Regions from separate parts of the Homo sapiens genome. Here region 2 is linked to region 1. Evidence: read pairs that join two places in POLR2A ChIA-PET (ENCODE). Cell type or tissue: MCF 10A. All regions are shown on one strand.

What was found. ChIA-PET counts read pairs that join two places held together with the same protein. Peaks named below come from ENCODE experiments on the same cell type or tissue, not always from the same donor. Only the 100,000 strongest peaks of a DNase experiment are listed, where the experiment ranks them.
Region 2: POLR2A ChIA-PET joins it to region 1 with 13 read pairs; 2 of 35 experiments call an interaction of 5 or more read pairs at or near these places.

Annotation. Positions count from the first base shown.
Region 1 is chr5:140,872,495-140,877,494 of GRCh38, forward strand. All of the region lies in intron 1 of PCDHA1 (protocadherin alpha 1), which reads left to right. The region is part of intron 1 of PCDHA2 (protocadherin alpha 2); the gene reads left to right. The region is part of intron 1 of PCDHA3 (protocadherin alpha 3); the gene reads left to right. The region is part of intron 1 of PCDHA4 (protocadherin alpha 4); the gene reads left to right. It also overlaps PCDHA5, PCDHA6, PCDHA7, PCDHA8, PCDHA9 and PCDHA10, and 4 more genes. In MCF 10A, CTCF peaks have their summits at 2,765 and 3,440 (motif pointing right); DNase peaks (open chromatin) are centred at 2,797 and 3,427.
Region 2 is chr5:140,947,118-140,952,117 of GRCh38, forward strand. The region is part of intron 1 of PCDHA1 (protocadherin alpha 1); the gene reads left to right. The region is part of intron 1 of PCDHA2 (protocadherin alpha 2); the gene reads left to right. The region is part of intron 1 of PCDHA3 (protocadherin alpha 3); the gene reads left to right. All of the region lies in intron 1 of PCDHA4 (protocadherin alpha 4), which reads left to right. It also overlaps PCDHA5, PCDHA6, PCDHA7, PCDHA8, PCDHA9 and PCDHA10, and 5 more genes. Among named protein-coding and RNA genes, the nearest start is that of PCDHAC2, 17 kb to the right of the region's middle. In MCF 10A, no CTCF peak of the experiment used is centred here; no DNase peak of the experiment used is centred here.

The DNA.
Region 1 (5,000 bases):
TGCATGCCTGTAGTCCCAGTTTCTTGGGAGGCTGACATGAGAGGATCCCCTGAACCCAGGGGTTCAGGGCTGCAGTGACCTATCATCGTGAGACCCCCATCTGAAAAAATAATTTTTTTTGCCTGTTCTTGATTTTGTTCCATGAAAAGGCAAGAGATTTGTCAACTATTGGATACTCAAACAAAATGGCATGATTTATGATTCCAAAGGAAACTAGGTAAATAAAATTATTCAAATTATCTAAACTTGCTAAAGACATGCATATAGGGCTATATTATCTATAATATATGCTAGTTGGCATTCTTCCATAAGTTTTTCAGATTCATCTAGCAGAGAAAAAATTAAATATATTAATGTGAGTACCTACTGACAATTATCAGTTTCATTCATCTCACTTTGTAACTGCTCTATCTTGTAATGCCTTATCTCTAATGTTTTTGAAATTTTCTTTCCACGTAGTATCATCCCATCTGAAGATTTGAGCAAAGATCATTTACTTCTGAGTCATTCTTCATATTTAGTTATTCTTACTACACGTAGAGTGGTGGTATTACAGACTTTCTTGAGAATCATATCTAGCTATTTCCCCCCCGTATAGAGGCATAACATACCATTTGGCACAATATTCAAAGAGTCTATGCTGAAGCCTATTCATAGACTTTAGATCGAGAGCTTTTGTATCATAATATTCATTGGCTAAAAACATTCTTTAAGTATTAAAGAGAAGGCAACAATATAAAAATATAAAATATTTCAGACTCAAAAGTGATTAAACCATCATACCACTTATGAAACTTTATAAATATAATAAAGGTGAATATTAGATAGGGCATACATTACTCATCTCCAGATGAAATTTTTGGAATAACTGAAGATCTTTTAAAGACTTGGGAATGTTTTCAGTACAGGTTAAAATTTTGTAAATTATTATTTTATATCACATAAATAACAAATTTGCATTTTAGATAATTCAAATTACTTGGACTGATTTCTGCAAAGTTGTGTCTTTTATACTTAATGCCAAGATTGCATTCTATGGTATAAAATTATAATTTCAATTTATTTTCTAGTTTGGTTGTTTAAGTATTAAGCTAAACTTAGATGTTCCTATTGGCTTAACAATTTGTTTAGGTCAAAGAGTATGTGAGAACTACATAACACACTATTATTATTTGTTTCTTTTTGAGATAGAGTCTTGCTCTATCACCCAGGCTGGTGTGCAGTGGCGCAATCTCAGCTCACTGCAATCTCCACCTCCCATGTTCAAGCAATTCTCCTGCCTCAGCTTTCCGAGAAGCTGGGACTACAGGCATGCACCACCACTCCTGGCTAATTTTTGTATTTTTAGTAGAGATGGGTTTTCACCATGTTGGCCAGGCTGGTCTTGAACTCCTGACCTCAGGTGATCTGCCTGCCTCAGCCTCCCAAAGTGCTGGGATTACAGGTGTAAGTCACTGAGCCCAGCCTATTTTTTAAAATTAAAGTTCCTTAGCATGTATGGTACATTGACCACTTTTGAAAATGAAAAATAGGAAAGAAACTTGGTGATGATATTAGACAATTTAAATAATTAGCCTGATGACATCAAAATTCAAATATGTTTTTAATTACTTAACGTTTTATAGTTTATTTAAGTTATCTTATACTTGTAGAGCCATTCTTGGTTACTCTTTCCTGGTGTTGTAAAGGTGTCATATTTCAGTTGCCTTTATTATTATATGCAGTAGGAATGAATGGCAACAAATTATTGGTTTAAAGATTTTGACTTGAGTATTAATAGACTTACAAAATCTATGTGTACTTGTTCACAATGAGTTGTAGGATCTTATCTGTTTTTTTCTCTTAAAGCTGATCTTGAATTAATGAATAAACTCATGAAAGGTCTTTTGATGCCCCCTTGCATAACAGTCACCATTCTGATTTTCTGAAGAGAAGCATGTCCTAACTACTAAATGACCTGTAGGGGAAGATTTAGAGAAAAAGCAAAAGGTTGATATCAAGTTCACATTCTCTTGACTTTAGTCAATGAGATTAGGCTCCAAAACCCTTTAAGAGATCTTTCGCATTTTAGTGCTCCATTGTTGCTTTGGGATAGTGTGAAATTTGGAGGCTTCAACTAAACATTTTACATTAAAGTGCTTTACTTTTGCTAGAGTAAAACTTTCCAGAATCTATTCCTGAGATTTGTTTTAACATGTTATGGAAATGAGAGCAGTTATGTGAAAAGTTATCACATTCAAGCATCAAGGAACCAAACAATAACGCTCTCCATATTTATGATGAATTCTAACTTTCATCAGATTTATGAATAAGACAATTTATATAAATGAAATATTGTTTGGTATTAGACATATTTTAGTTTCTTATCCTTTGTTAAATACAAATTCCTAACTTTCTCTAAAATCTTACGATGGAGTGCTTGTGAAGGTTAAAAGTTATTGAAACAGCGGAATTGTAAGCTATATAAGGGGAGGGGTGCTGTATATTATTCTGTATATCATTTTCCATGATAAAGTGTAGGTTCTGGCCTACTGTATTTGAAAGATTTCTACTTTGAAGCAGAAAACATTTTTAAGCTACAGCGTAATAAAATTGTTGATGTTTTGTTACTAATATCATGTATATTAACTAAACCCGCATTTATAAATGATCCGTGAAAAATAACCCAAAGTCGAAACATTAGAATTAAGAGTGACCCAGGAAGTGGCTAAACCGAAAAGAACCTCAGGATCTTTCTTGTACTTACATAATCAGTCACATGATGTCGCTCTACACTCAGAAGGTGAAACAGGAAAATTTTTTTCTCCGCACCCACATTCCAATCATTCACGGAATAGGATCGACTCCATAATGACTGTGATGCTGGAAAAAATTTACTAAATATGTACTTACAGAAAAGGGTGACTGCTCATAAAATACCTCAGGCAAGCGATCCCTTAAAACTGATTGTCCCAACTCAGAGGCCCTCATTTTCTGCAATGGTGATTATCGGACCAAGAGGCCCGGGATCCCAGCGTCTGCTGCTCTCGCTTCTGCTCCTTGCAGCCTGGGAGGTGGGGAGCGGCCAGCTCCACTACTCCGTCTACGAGGAGGCCAAACACGGCACCTTCGTGGGCCGCATCGCTCAGGACCTGGGGCTGGAGCTGGCGGAGCTGGTGCCGCGCCTGTTCCGGGTGGCGTCCAAAAGACACGGGGACCTTCTGGAGGTAAATCTGCAGAATGGCATTTTGTTTGTGAATTCTCGGATCGACCGCGAGAAGCTGTGCGGGCGGAGCGCGGAGTGCAGTATCCACCTGGAGGTGATCGTGGACAGGCCGCTGCAGGTTTTCCATGTGGACGTGGAGGTGAAGGACATTAACGACAACCCGCCGGTGTTCAGAGAAAGGGAACAAAAGGTACCTGTTTCTGAATCTGCGCCTCTGGACTCTCATTTTCCTCTAGAGGGCGCTTCTGATGCGGATATCGGCGTAAACTCTCTTTTGACCTATGCGTTAAGTCTAAATGAGAATTTTGAGCTTAAAATAAAAACAAAAAAAGATAAAAGTATATTGCCTGAATTAGTTCTTCGGAAGTTATTGGACAGAGAGCAAACGCCAAAACTCAATTTATTGCTGATGGTAATCGATGGCGGTAAACCAGAACTAACAGGGTCTGTCCAGATTCAAATAACCGTCCTGGATGTGAATGACAATGGTCCGGCGTTTGATAAGCCCAGCTATAAAGTAGTGTTGTCTGAAAATGTCCAAAACGACACAAGAGTGATCCAACTAAATGCTTCCGATCCAGACGAAGGACTTAATGGAGAAATTTCCTATGGGATCAAAATGATTTTGCCAGTGAGTGAGAAATGTATGTTTTCAATAAATCCAGACACAGGTGAAATTAGAATTTATGGTGAACTGGATTTTGAAGAGAATAATGCCTATGAAATTCAGGTTAACGCCATTGATAAAGGGATTCCTTCCATGGCAGGTCACAGCATGGTCCTGGTGGAAGTTCTGGACGTGAATGACAATGTCCCTGAAGTAATGGTTACTTCACTGTCGCTCCCTGTGCAAGAGGATGCTCAGGTGGGTACCGTCATTGCCCTGATTAGCGTGTCGGATCGTGACTCTGGAGCCAATGGACAGGTCATCTGCTCACTGACACCTCATGTTCCCTTCAAGCTGGTGTCCACCTACAAGAATTACTACTCGTTGGTGCTGGACAGCGCCCTGGACCGCGAGAGCGTGTCGGCCTATGAGCTGGTGGTGACTGCGCGGGATGGGGGCTCGCCTTCGCTGTGGGCCACGGCTAGAGTGTCCGTGGAGGTGGCCGACGTGAACGACAATGCGCCTGCGTTCGCGCAGCCCGAGTACACAGTGTTCGTGAAGGAGAACAACCCGCCGGGCTGCCACATCTTCACGGTGTCGGCATGGGACGCGGACGCGCAGAAGAACGCGCTGGTGTCCTACTCGCTGGTGGAGCGGCGGGTGGGCGAGCACGCACTGTCGAGCTACGTGTCGGTGCACGCGGAGAGCGGCAAGGTGTACGCGCTGCAGCCGCTAGACCACGAGGAGCTGGAGCTGCTGCAGTTCCAGGTGAGCGCGCGCGACGCCGGCGTGCCGCCTCTGGGCAGCAACGTGACGCTGCAGGTGTTCGTGCTGGACGAGAACGACAACGCGCCGGCACTGCTGGCGACTCCGGCTGGCAGCGCAGGAGGCGCAGTTAGCGAGTTGGTACCGCGGTCGGTGGGTGCGGGCCACGTGGTGGCGAAAGTGCGCGCGGTGGACGCTGACTCCGGCTATAACGCTTGGCTGTCCTACGAGTTGCAACCGGCGGCGGTCGGCGCGCACATCCCGTTCCACGTGGGGCTGTACACTGGCGAGATCAGCACGACACGCATCCTGGATGAGGCGGACGCTCCGCGCCACCGCCTGCTGGTGCTGGTGAAGGACCACGGTGAGCCCGCGCTGACGTCCACGGCCACGGTGCTGGTGTCGCTGGTGGAGAACGGCCAG
Region 2 (5,000 bases), 75 kb after region 1:
AATAATAAAAATAGTAAAATGTATAGTTACTTCCACGGGGTAGAAAATGTGGTATATATTCATGGTATACTACACAGCCTTAAAAAAAGAAAATCCTGTCATTTATGACAGGAAAAAAAAATAAGATAATCCAATGTACCATTTGTTGAAAATACTTTTTCTTTTTATTGCATTATCTTGACATCTTTGTAAAAAGTCGGTTGACCATAAATGTGTGGGCTTAATTCTGGACTCTATTTCACTCCTTTGATCTATATGTTTATCCTTTCACTAAAAGTAGACTGTCTTGATATTGTAGCTTTATAAATTTGAAAATCAGCTGTGAAATCCTCCAACCTTGTTCTACTTGTAAACATTGTTTTGGCTATTATAGGTCATTTAAATTTTCATATAAATTTTAGAATCAACTTTTCAATTTCTACAAAGAATTCCGCTGGGATTTATATTGGGAATGTTTTTAACATTTAGATCAATTTAGGGAAGATTTGGTATCTTAACAATATTGAGTCATCAGATCGTATGAACATATATACCTCCATTTACTTGGGTCTTTAAAAAATTGTCTCAGCATGTTCTGTAGTTTTAAGTATTGAGGTTTCAAAAGTTTTTTGTAATACCTATTCTTATGTATTTTATGGTTTAAAAAATTCTATTGTAAATGGATTTTAAACAGACTTTTAATTTGCAGAGACTATTTCTTCCTTTCCAATATTAATATTTGTTTATTTATTTTGTCATTATAATGGCTAGGACTTCCAGGACAATATAAACAGAAGTGGTGAGAGCAGACATTCTTGCCTTAACCCTGATCTTATGAGAAAAGTGTTCCATATTTTACAATTAAGTATGTGCTACTCATAGGTTTTTCCCAAATACTTTATTAAATTTAGGAAGTACCCTTTCTGGTTTGCTCAGAGTTTTATCATGATTCATTGTTGAATTTCATCAATTTTCTTTTAATCTATTGATATGAGCATATGATTTTTCTTCGTTTTACTAATATGTTGGATTACACTAATTGATTTTTGAATGTTGGAAAAAACCTTCCATTCCTAGGGTAAATCCCACTTAGTCATGATATATTATCTTTTCAAACATTGTTAGATTTAACTTGTATTTTAGTAAATATTTTTACATCTGTGTTCATGTAGAATATCTGTAAATAATTTTGTAAAGAATATCTTTTCTTCTTGAGGGGTAATGTTTTCATTAGGTTTTAGTATTTCTAACCTAATAAAATGACTTAGGAGGTGTTCCTTCCTCTATTTTCTGAAAGGTTGTGTAATATTGGTGTTATTTCTTCCTTCAGTGAAACATTCTGTGCCAGGGATTTTCTTTTAGGGAAAGTTTCTGATAATAAATTCAATTTCTTTCATAGACTTTCTATTAAAAATGTTAACACTATTTATATTTTATTTCATGCTCTGTCAATTTTGTTAAGTTGTATTTTTTAAAGGATTTGTCAGTTTCATTCAATTTATCATATTTTTGGCACAAAGTTGTTAATAATATTCTCTCATCTTTTAACGTCTGTATAATCTGTAGTGATAACATCTTTTTCATTTTTGATATTGGTGATTTGTGTTCTATCCTCTTTTTTATCAATAAGTCTAGCTGAGAATTTATCAATTTTGCTGATTTTTTTCGAATAGCCAGCTTTTGGCTTTGTTGATATATTTTCTATTGTTTGGTTTCTATTTCATTAATTTCTGCTTTTGTCTGTATTATTTGCCTTCTTATATTACTTCGGGTTTACTTTGCTCTCTTTTAGATTTTAAGTGGATTCTTAGGTAACTGATTAGGTAACTGACATTTCTTCTAATATAAAAAAATTAAAGCCACGAATTTATTAGTATGAACTGCTTTATTTGCATTTTACTAATTTTTATATGTGATGTTTTTATTTTTATTCATTTAAAAGTATGTTCTAATTTCCATTATGATTTAACTCTTTCACCCATTTATTACTTAGGAGTGTGATCAAGTTTACAAATATTTTTGGTTTTCCTAGCTATCTTGTTGCTTTTGATTTCTAATCTAATTCTCTTTTGGTCAGAGAACATACTCTGCATGATTTCAGTCTTTTAAAAATCTGTTTAGACTTGTTCTGTGGCCCAGCAACAGTCTATCTTGATGAACATATCACGTGCACTTGAAAAGAATGTATATTCTGTAATTGTTGGGTGTAATGATTTATAAATATAAATTATTGTTATCCAGATTTTCTGTGTCTTTATTTTTTTGTCTAGTTGTCCTATCAATTGCTCAGAGAGCAGTGTTAAAAATCACCTATCATCATTGTGTTTATCTCTTTGTGCCCATTTTTGCTTCATGTAATTTGAAGCCCTGTTATTAGGCACACACATTGATGATTATTATAATTTCCTGATTTATTGATCCTTTTATCTTCATAAAATATCGATTTGTTGCTGGTCATACTTTTTTTCTTGTAGTAGCTTTTGTGTGATATTAATGTGGCCATTCTAGTCTCATGTTTTCTGTTTTCATGGCATATTGCTTTTTGTTCATTTTACTTTTGTTTCTTTAAAGTATGCCCTTGTTGAAGCGTATTGTTGGATCTTGCTGTTTTACCCATTTTGATAATATCTGCTTTTTAACTGAAGTGCTTAGCCCATTCACATTAGTGTAATATTTGATATGTTTAGATTTGTGTCCTTCAATACATTATTTGCTTTCTATTTGTCCCCTCTGATTTTGTTCTTCTGTTTCCGCTTATCTGTTGTCTTTTGAATTATTTGGGTATTCCTCAGAATCTCTTTTAATTTTTAGATATAACTATTTTTAGATTTTTTTTAATTTGCATTTTTTAGTGGTTGCTGTAAGGATTACAGCATACATACTTAACTTTTCTCAGTCCACTTAATAGTGTACAACCTTCATAAAATATAGAAAAGTTACAACCATATAAGACTATTTAGCTCTTCCTGTGCCATTGCTTATGCTATAGTTTTCATTTGTATTAAATCTCATACAATACAAAACCCACAAGACACAGTTATAATTTTTGTTTAAGCAGTTATTATGTACTTTAGAGAATTAAGAAGGAAAAAAATAGTCATTTCTGTTTACCTAGTCATTTACCATTTCTAGTGCCATTAATTTGTTCCTAAAGAGCTGAGTTTATCCATAATGTCTTTTTGCTTCAACCTGAAAAACTTTACTTAGCAGTTTTTGTAATGCATATATGCTGCAGTGATTTATCTTAGTTTTCCTTTATCTGAAGATCTATTTATCTTCCATTTGAATGATATAGAATTCTGGGGGATTGACAGATTTTATTTTCTTCCACTTAAAAAAAATGTTATTCTACTGTCTTCTAATGCTCATAGTTTCTGATGAGAAGTGTGTAGTCATTTAAGTCATTATTCCCTGTGTGCGATATGATTGTTTTTGTTGCTCTTGCATGGCTGGGGGGACACTTATTTTAAGGTTTTCTACTTACCTTTGGTTTAGAAGTTTGACTATGATGTGCTTATTTATGCTTTTCTTTATTTTTATCCTGTTTATGGTTGGCTGAGTTTATCAAACATGTACATGTATATTGTTAACCAAATTTGACAAATTTTTGTTCCTTATATCCTTAAATTTTTTAATCCTAATTTCTCTCTATCCTTTCTGGACTCCAATTACATACATATGGTACTTTTTAAATATTGTCTGGTTTTACCATAGTAGGGTTAAAGTTTGGTCCTTTAAGACTATACATTTCTTTCATATTCTTGTATATTCTATATTGTTCAATAGGTCTCTGAGATTTATTTTATTTTTATTTTATTTCAGTTCTTTTTCTTTTCTTCAGATTGGATCATTTCTATTGATCTATTTTCAGATTCATTGACTTTTGCCTCTTTTAGCTCCATTTTTCCCAAGATCAGGCAGTGAGTTTTAATTTCAAATATTATATTTTTATTGCTAAAATTTCCATTGGCTTTCTTATATTTTCCTTTTTTTCTGATAAGATTTCCTTTATTTTCATTCCTTACCAATAAGTTTTCCTTTATCTTATTGAATATAGTTATAGTAGCTACTTTAAAGTCATTGTCCGCTAATTCCCACATCTGTGTCATCTCAGGTTTGGATTCTTGATGGTCTTTACCTTTAGGAATGCATCACATTTTTCTGGTATTCTATGTTAGGTAATTTTGGATTATATCTTGATATTATTAATGTGTTATTCTTGAGATTCATCATTCTGTTTGTGTTAGTCCATTATTGCACTGTTATAAAGAAACACCCAAGACTCGGTAATTTATAAAGAAAAGAGGTTTAATTGGCTCACAGTTCCACAGGCTGTAGGAAGCATGATGCCGGCCATCTGCTTGGCTTCTGGGGAGCCTTCAAGAATCATGGTGGAAGGCAAAAGGAAAGCGGCTCATCTTACATGGCCGGTGCAGGAGCAAGGGACGGGGGGAAGTGCTACGCACTTTTAAACAACCAGATTTCACGAGATCTCTCTCACTGTTATGAGAATAGCACCAAGGGGGAAACCTGCCCCATGATCTAATCACCTCCCACCAGGGCCTGCCTACAAAATTGGGGATTACAATGTGACATGAGCTTTGGGCGGGGACACAGATCCAAACCATGTCATTCTGCCACTGCCCTCACCCTCCGCGAAATCTCATGACGTTCTTACATTGCAAAATACAATTATCCCTTCCCAATGGTCCCTCAAAGTCTGAACTCATTCCAGCATTAAGCCAAAAGTCCAAAGTCCAAAGTCTCATCTGAGACAAGGCAACTCTCTTCTGCCTATGAGCCTGTAAAATAAAAAACAAGTTAGTTACTCCCAAGATACAGTGCGGGTACAGGCATTGGGTAAATACTCCTGTTCCAAAAGGGAAAAACCAGCCAAAAGAAAGAATTATAGGCCCCATGCAAGTCCGAAATCCAGTAGGGCAGTTATTAAATCTTAAAGCTCCAAATAATCTTCATTGACTCCATGTCTCACATCCAGGGCACACTCGTGTGAGGGATGG